Regions from separate parts of the Homo sapiens genome. Here region 1 is linked to region 2. Evidence: chromatin contacts called from ENCODE Hi-C data. All regions are on one chromosome and are shown on one strand. The core of a region is the stretch at or near the end of the contact, and the rest is flanking DNA. Distances in the headings are between cores, read along the strand shown. Region 1 holds the start of KLHL12 (kelch like family member 12). Region 2 holds the start of ZBED6 (zinc finger BED-type containing 6).

Evidence for each region. Hi-C counts contacts between places; a loop is a spot of excess contacts on that map. Pooled maps may share reads with other maps.
Region 1: a pooled map shows a loop between it and region 2 (11-fold over the local background). The contact joins the promoter of KLHL12 here to the promoter of ZBED6 in region 2. A Hi-C loop is called at or near these places in 6 of 50 pooled maps.

Annotation. Positions count from the first base shown.
Region 1 is chr1:202,925,218-202,928,785 of GRCh38, forward strand. KLHL12 (kelch like family member 12) reads right to left here and starts at 2,017. Exons shown (of 12, transcript NM_021633.4): 1 at 1,872-2,017. RefSeq lists enhancers at 2,160-2,209, 3,286-3,568.
Region 2 is chr1:203,794,036-203,797,208 of GRCh38, forward strand. It overlaps ZBED6 (zinc finger BED-type containing 6), which reads left to right and starts at 1,588. Exons shown (of 17, transcript NM_001395895.1): 1 at 1,588-3,173. It overlaps ZC3H11A (zinc finger CCCH-type containing 11A), which reads left to right and starts at 1,588. Exons shown (of 18, transcript NM_001376342.1): 1 at 1,588-1,759. RefSeq lists an enhancer at 1,289-1,708.

The sequences.
Region 1 (3,568 bases), core at 767-3,266, 870 kb before region 2:
GAAAAAAAAACAATGAGCATATTCAAAGAACTAGGGCAACTGAACATATTTAATTAGCTTTACAAATTAAGAACCTAAGAGGCTTCCTCAGACCCAAACATACACAAGTTGAGGGCACTCCTATGCCTGGCATCACCACCAACCACTAGCCACTATCTAGTCCATGTAAAAGCTCTCTCTTCTTCCTCTGAATTCCTCTATCACGGAGTGTCCCTACCACTTGACATTTAATATGATCAATGCTGAAATGTAAGTAGAGATAAACAATATATGTCTTGTAAATCTTGACAAGGTTCTTGTCTCAAATGATAAACCGAAAATATAAAATTTCTTAAAGGTGTTATATTATTACTATTTAATGTCCTTAAGTAGATAAGTATTTAGAGCATACATAAAAAGAGGATCCTGCTTTATATGTATGCTTTCTATCCTAGAAGTTGCACAATAAATGTTTAGAATTTAATGTAAGAAAAAGTGTGTATTCAACTTCAACTTAGAGCAAGAAAGGCCACTCAGTAAAAATAAACTTTTTTCTAAAGAAGTATCCAAATGATATGTCTGATGACTTCCAAACATATCTGGATTTCTTCTTAAAATGAAACTTCAGGCCGGGCCCAACAGCTCACTCCTGTAATCCCAGCACTTTAGGAGGCTGAGGTGGGTGATCAGTTGAGGTCAGGAGTTTGAGAGCAGCCTGGCCAACATGGTGAAACCTAGTCTCTACTAAAAATACAAAAAATAGCCAGGCGTGGTGATGCGCGCCTATAATCCTAGCTACCAAGAAGGCTGAGGCCCGAGAATCACTTGAACCCAGGAGGTGGAGGTTGCAGTGAGCCGAGATCACACCACTGCACTCCAGCCTGGGCAACAGAGCGAGACTCTGTCTCAAAAAAAAAAAAAAAAAAAGAAACTTCAATTGAGGACCCATTACCTACACTGAATAATGGAAACCACGCAAGTTATCGATGGACTTACACTTGCTTAAGATATTGAAGCTCTTCAACAAGAGGGTATTCCTACTCTACATCTGTGAATGTCCATTACTGTTAAAGAATCGATATTGGAATCCAAAACTTTCTGAAATGATCCGGGGGGAAGGAAATCAAACTGTGGTCTCCAAAAGTCCACAAGTCACAATTAATCTTTCAACAGGAAAAATGAGATCCTAAATTCTCATCTACTTCTGTTTGTAGTTGGCATTTTACTCTATAAGCACTATAGATAATTCCTCCAACAACTCTGCAAGACCCATTTTACAGAAAAGCGGGTGATTCATCAAAGCATATGTTTTTCAAAAAGACTTAAGTCAACTTAGTTGCAACTCTAGGGGTGTAAAAAGGTCTAGAACAAATGTCCATTTACTATGAAGACAGCCCGGGGGGTCTTTTATCGTTTCCGTGTCAAAATGACAGTACCCCGGTGCAGAGTGGTCTTCCTTCTAGGGGATTCCTGCCTCAACACTCCAAGTCTCAGCATATCCTTCATCCTCACCCTTCTGAAGTGACCTATTTTCTAGAACTTTCGTTAACATCTGAATGGAGGGATTCCACTTCGGGAGATTCGGGGCAGGGAATGGGTAGTAAACTCGGGAAAGACTAAATTCTAGAGAAGGAAACGAAGTCCTTCCTCCTAATACCACCAGGCATATGGCCGCCACCGCCAGGTGGAGGTATCGGAGAGGGGCAGTTCAGGGGGAGAGTTGAGAGGGTGACCGAGGCCAGATGCCCCACCCCACTGCCAGCCTTCCTCCTCTGTTGGGCATGTCTCCCATTCCGCCTTGCAGGGAGACCAAGGATGGGGGGTAGGGCCATAACCCGGAGTTGACGGACAGGAAGGGAAGGGCTGACTGCCATCACTTCCGCGCAACTCACCTCCGCTCCCGAACCCACACAGCCGCACCGGGCCCGTCCCCAGCCTGTGGGGATGGAGTGCGGCGCGGGGCTAGCAGGCGGCTCGGGAGGAGCCGAAGCGCCGCCCAGACCCGGAGGCTCTGGAGGCTCTGGAGCCGTCCGGGTCTGGCCCCTGCGGCCGCGCGACGTGATGACGCAATGCAGCTGGAGCACCGCCCTCCCCCCGCTCCAGAGTCTGCGTCACGTGAGGAGGTGGTGTCACGTGACCTGTCTGTACCCTAGCGCGGGGCTTCTGTACGCTGCTAGGAAGCCGAATTACAAAAAGGTCGGGTGGGCAGGGAATGGTGGCTCACGCCTATAATCCCGGCACTTTGGCAGGCCGAGGCGAGCGAATTACCTGAGCTCCGGAGTTCCAGACCCGCCTGGGGATCACGGCAAAACCCCGTTTCTACAAAAAAAAAAAAAAAAAAAAAATTAGCCCGCACCGCGCCTGTAGTCCCAGCTACTCGAGAGGCTGACAGGAGGATCACTTGAGCCAGGCAGCAGAGGTTGCAGTGAGCCAGGATCGCCACTGCACTCCAGCCTGGGCCACAGAATGAGACCCTGTAAAAAAAAAAAAAAAAAAAAAATGTCCAGGCGTGGTGGCTCACGCCTGTAATCCCGGCACTTTGGGAGGCCGAGGCGGGTGTATTACTTGAGGTCAGGAGTTCGAGACCAGCCTGGCCAACATGGTGAAACCCTATCTCTACTGAAAATACAAAAAAATTAGCCGGGCGTTGTGGCACGCGCCTGTAATCCCAACTACTCAGGAGGCTAATGCAGGAGAATCGCTAGAACCTGGGAGGCGGAGGTTGCTGAGCCGAGATCGCGCCATTGCACTCCGGGCTGGGCGACCGACTGAGACTCTGTCTCTTAAAAAAAAAAAAAAAAGGCCAGGCGAGGTGGCTCACGCCTGTAATCCCAGCACTTTGGGAGGCCGAGACGGGTGGATCACGAGGTCAGGAGATCGATTCTGGCTAACACGGTGAAACCCCGTCTCCACTAAAAATACAAAAAAATTGGCTGGGCGTAGTGGCGGGCGCCAGTAGTCCCAGCTACTCGGGAAGCTGAGGCAGGAGAATGGCGTGAACCCGGGAGGCGGAGGTTGCAGTGAGCTGAGATCGCGCCACTGTACTCCAGCCTGGGCGACAGAGCAAGACTCCGTCTCAAAAAAAAAAAAAAGAAAAAAGAAAAAAAAGAAAAAACAAAAAAAAGGCTGGATGTTGTGGGGTCCGGCAGGGAGCCTGGGAATGTATCTACAGCTCGGCGATTGGCTGAGCCTGAGTTCCTCCCTACCGCTCACTAGGCAGGGCAGGCAGAGAGAATTCCAACGCTTAATATGCCAAGCATCTGATTGCAGCAAGTATGTTTTACCTTCCAGGTACTGAGGAACTTTTTGACATCGAGAAAACCCACAGAGGCCTCAAATTTATTCACGTCCATTGTCCACAATGGCCTTTTCGGGCCGAACAACGCTGCGGCGAGAATCCTCTGAGCCTTAGGATCCACAGACCTCAGTATATACTCTGCATCATAATGGGCCCTGTCATCACCACTGAATTGATTCTAAGGAAATTCTAATTGATTCAGGAAATTCTAATTTATTTTGGTGCACTTAGTGACTGAAAAGGCAAAAAGCTTAATTAGTTCAGCTTATCTGAATGTCTAGACAAATTGTG
Region 2 (3,173 bases), core at 338-2,837:
GCCCTCTGGTAAATTTTAAAAACCCTAGGTGTCGTGGCACAGACAGAAATTGGTTACCAGTAAGAGTCACACAGACCAAAAAAATGAAGACCAAAACAAAAGAAAAAGAAAAAGAAAGAAAAAAAGAAATTGGCTACCAGGAACTTGCTTATTAGGTCTGTTGACATGGCAATGCCAGAGCACTGTCACGTAAGGCAGAGATTGGAGCTAAGATTCTAAAGTTGTGGTTCTTACTTTGAAAGGAGATAAAAGCCCAGATATGAGGAGGCTCAGGACCCCTCTGCTCTGATAAATTCCTAGTCTTGGGCTGCCTGGGACTCGCACATCACCAACCCGGCAGCTGGAAGAACAAGCACACGAGGAAATAAAAGGTGCCTGAAGTCCCATCTGCTTTATCATCAAGTGTTTCCTTTCTTAGTAGCACAACTATATCCTTTACCCAAGTTAGGTAAAATGTTGCCACCTAATTAGAGTTCTGCTGAGCCACTACCCCAGGGGGACCTTGGGCTCCTATTATATGTGTAATATATTTAAGTATATTTTCAGTGTAAAAGCCAGAAAGGATATATGGTAAGTTAATGAGAGCTATTTCTCAAGAATGAGATTAATAGAGATTTTAACTTTCTACTCTCTATATTTCTGTATTGTTTCTAAAAAAACTTACGTGTATTAAGTTTTTTACTTTTTTTTTTTTTTTTTTTTTTTGAGATGGAGTCTTACTCTGTCGCCAGGTTGGAGTGCAGTGGTGCGATGTCAGCTCAATGCAACCTCTGCCTCCCAGATTCAAGCGATTCTCCTGCCTCAGCCTCTCGAGTAGTTGGGACTACAGGCGCGTGCCACCACGCCTAGCTAATTTTTGTATTTTTGGTAAAGATGAGGTTTCACCATGTTGACCAGGATGGTCTCGATCTCTTGACCTTGTGATCCGCCTGCCGAGGCCTCCCAAAGTGCTGGAATTACAGTCGTGAGCCACCGCACCGGCCACGTGTATTACTTTTATAACCGGGGGAAAAAGTAAAAACATTCAAAAGGGAAAATAAGGGACAATGTTAATAATGAAGCAGGGATGAGACTGCTGATTGCGACCTCCAACTAACTCTCCTGAATTTTGTCACGAGCATGAATTACTTTTCCAATACACAAATTTGCTTTAAGAAATCAAAGAAACACCCCCCCAAAGCCCAATCTCACTTCTTCAAGTAAAAAATAAACTAACAAATCATTCTACATTGCATGCTTAGGAAAAGTACAGTTTATTTCTAAATTAAATGTATACATGGTTTGGGAGATTTACTCATTAAGCAAACACTTTGGTAAGAATAAATTGAGCGCTTACTGAATGGCAGTCTCAGTTCCTGCGGCCCTCCCGCTTATTACCTCATTTGATTTAAAAACAAAAACAAAACGTTATGAAAGCCGGCTTCGAGGCATTCCTCTGAAGGGAAGGGACTCCCCGACCCAGCGCCTCCCCCGTCACGTGACCCTGTGACCCGGAGCAGCCATCTTAGGCATCGCCTCATAGAGGAACTACATCTTCCAGAATCCTCGCGCCCTGCGTCGTGCTGGCACTTTTACCGGCCGGGCCTTAGAGCGGAGCCTGTAGCCAGGCGCCATCTTTGACGCTGGCAGTCTTGGTTTTCTGCTAGTGCTGCTGCTGCTGGGAGGACGACGGACGGCAGCGGCCAAGCAAGAAGAAAGACGTGGCAGCAAGCGGGAGTCGGGGATAGTGTCATCGGTTCGGTAAAGTTTCTGTTCTCTGGTAACTAGACCCGTTTTTTTGATTCCCGGGTGGCTTGGGGCCGGGGAGGTGGGGGAGAGGGCGAGGGGAGTGGCAGCGGCCTCCCCTCGCCCCTGGGTCGCGGCCTATCCCGGGAAGTCAGAGCGGATCCTTCAGCTTCGCCGTAACGACCCCTCCCCCCCACCTCCCGGTCGCGGCCCTCGCCGGGGCTGGCTGGGAGCCCCAGGCTCCCGCTCACTTTTCCCATCCTCCCCACCCCCACCCCGTTCACCCCACCCCCACGGCGCCTGCTCCTTTCCCAGCCAACCTTCCTCCCCTCCCCCACATCCGGTGTTCGCTAATCTCGAGGAGCCCGGAGCAGCCCCGAAAACCGACTGTTCCCCCGAATCCCGAAGAGAGAACTGACACTAGATTGCTTTCTTCGGGGCAACAGTTTCTCTAGTTGAGCGGACCCTCACTGCCTAAATCAATCAGACTGAGTGCCGGGCGCTGAATTTACCTACTCTCATTCCTCTCCAGGGTCCCGGTACTTTGGAGCTTGTCTCAAACTCCACATACAGAAAGCCACCGACCTTATTCCGGTATCCTACACCCATTCCCCACTCTCATTACACTCCCACCCCTGGCCCTCAGCGTCGGAGTCAAGAGCAACAGGGACACTTCCGTTCTCCTTGTAGGACTGGTGAAACCGTAATGAAGAACACCCCTAAACTCCCATAATCGGTGCGGATTCCTATGGGGAAGGCCTATATTGTTGACATCTTCCAGGCCTTGGTTCTGGACCTTGAGAAAGAGGCTGTGGAACTAGAGATAGCGATGCTTTTTAGGGTAAATGTATGTAGGTATTGGGGGAAGGGGAGGGATCAATCGAAAAATGGAAGTGGTTTAAAGTTCATATTTCACTTTTTGCTATCTCTATAGCGTACAACTTGTGAGTTACTTACAGGCTGTAAAAGCTTCTCAAGTCTAAAAATATCTGAAAACTAAACTTGAATTAACTCTTAATACAAACAGTACTTTGAAAATGCAGCATTTAACCTTGTTTTAAAATTTTTTTCTCAAAGCATTTTTTTCCAGCCACTCACATTTTAAAAGGTTGTATTACTTTTAGTTAGAACTGAAAGGGCTCAACTAGCATTTGCTGTGACCAGTATGCGGAGTCTGTGTTGGCTTTCCAGAATTGACTTTTTGGGTTGTATTGGCAAATCACAGTCCTAAATGATGAATGTTGAATGATGCACTATGTTTTTGTTTAAATGAGATTTCCTGAAAATAGTTAATTTCAGAATTAAGGGAAATTGATGTCGCTATCATGAGGCATCATAAAAATATGTATTTTACAAGGTGAAGGCATTTCAAGTAGATATAGTTCTTGATGAAGCAGGAAGAACATGGATCTGGGATTTGGAAGACCTGGCTTCTAGCTGCTACTAAC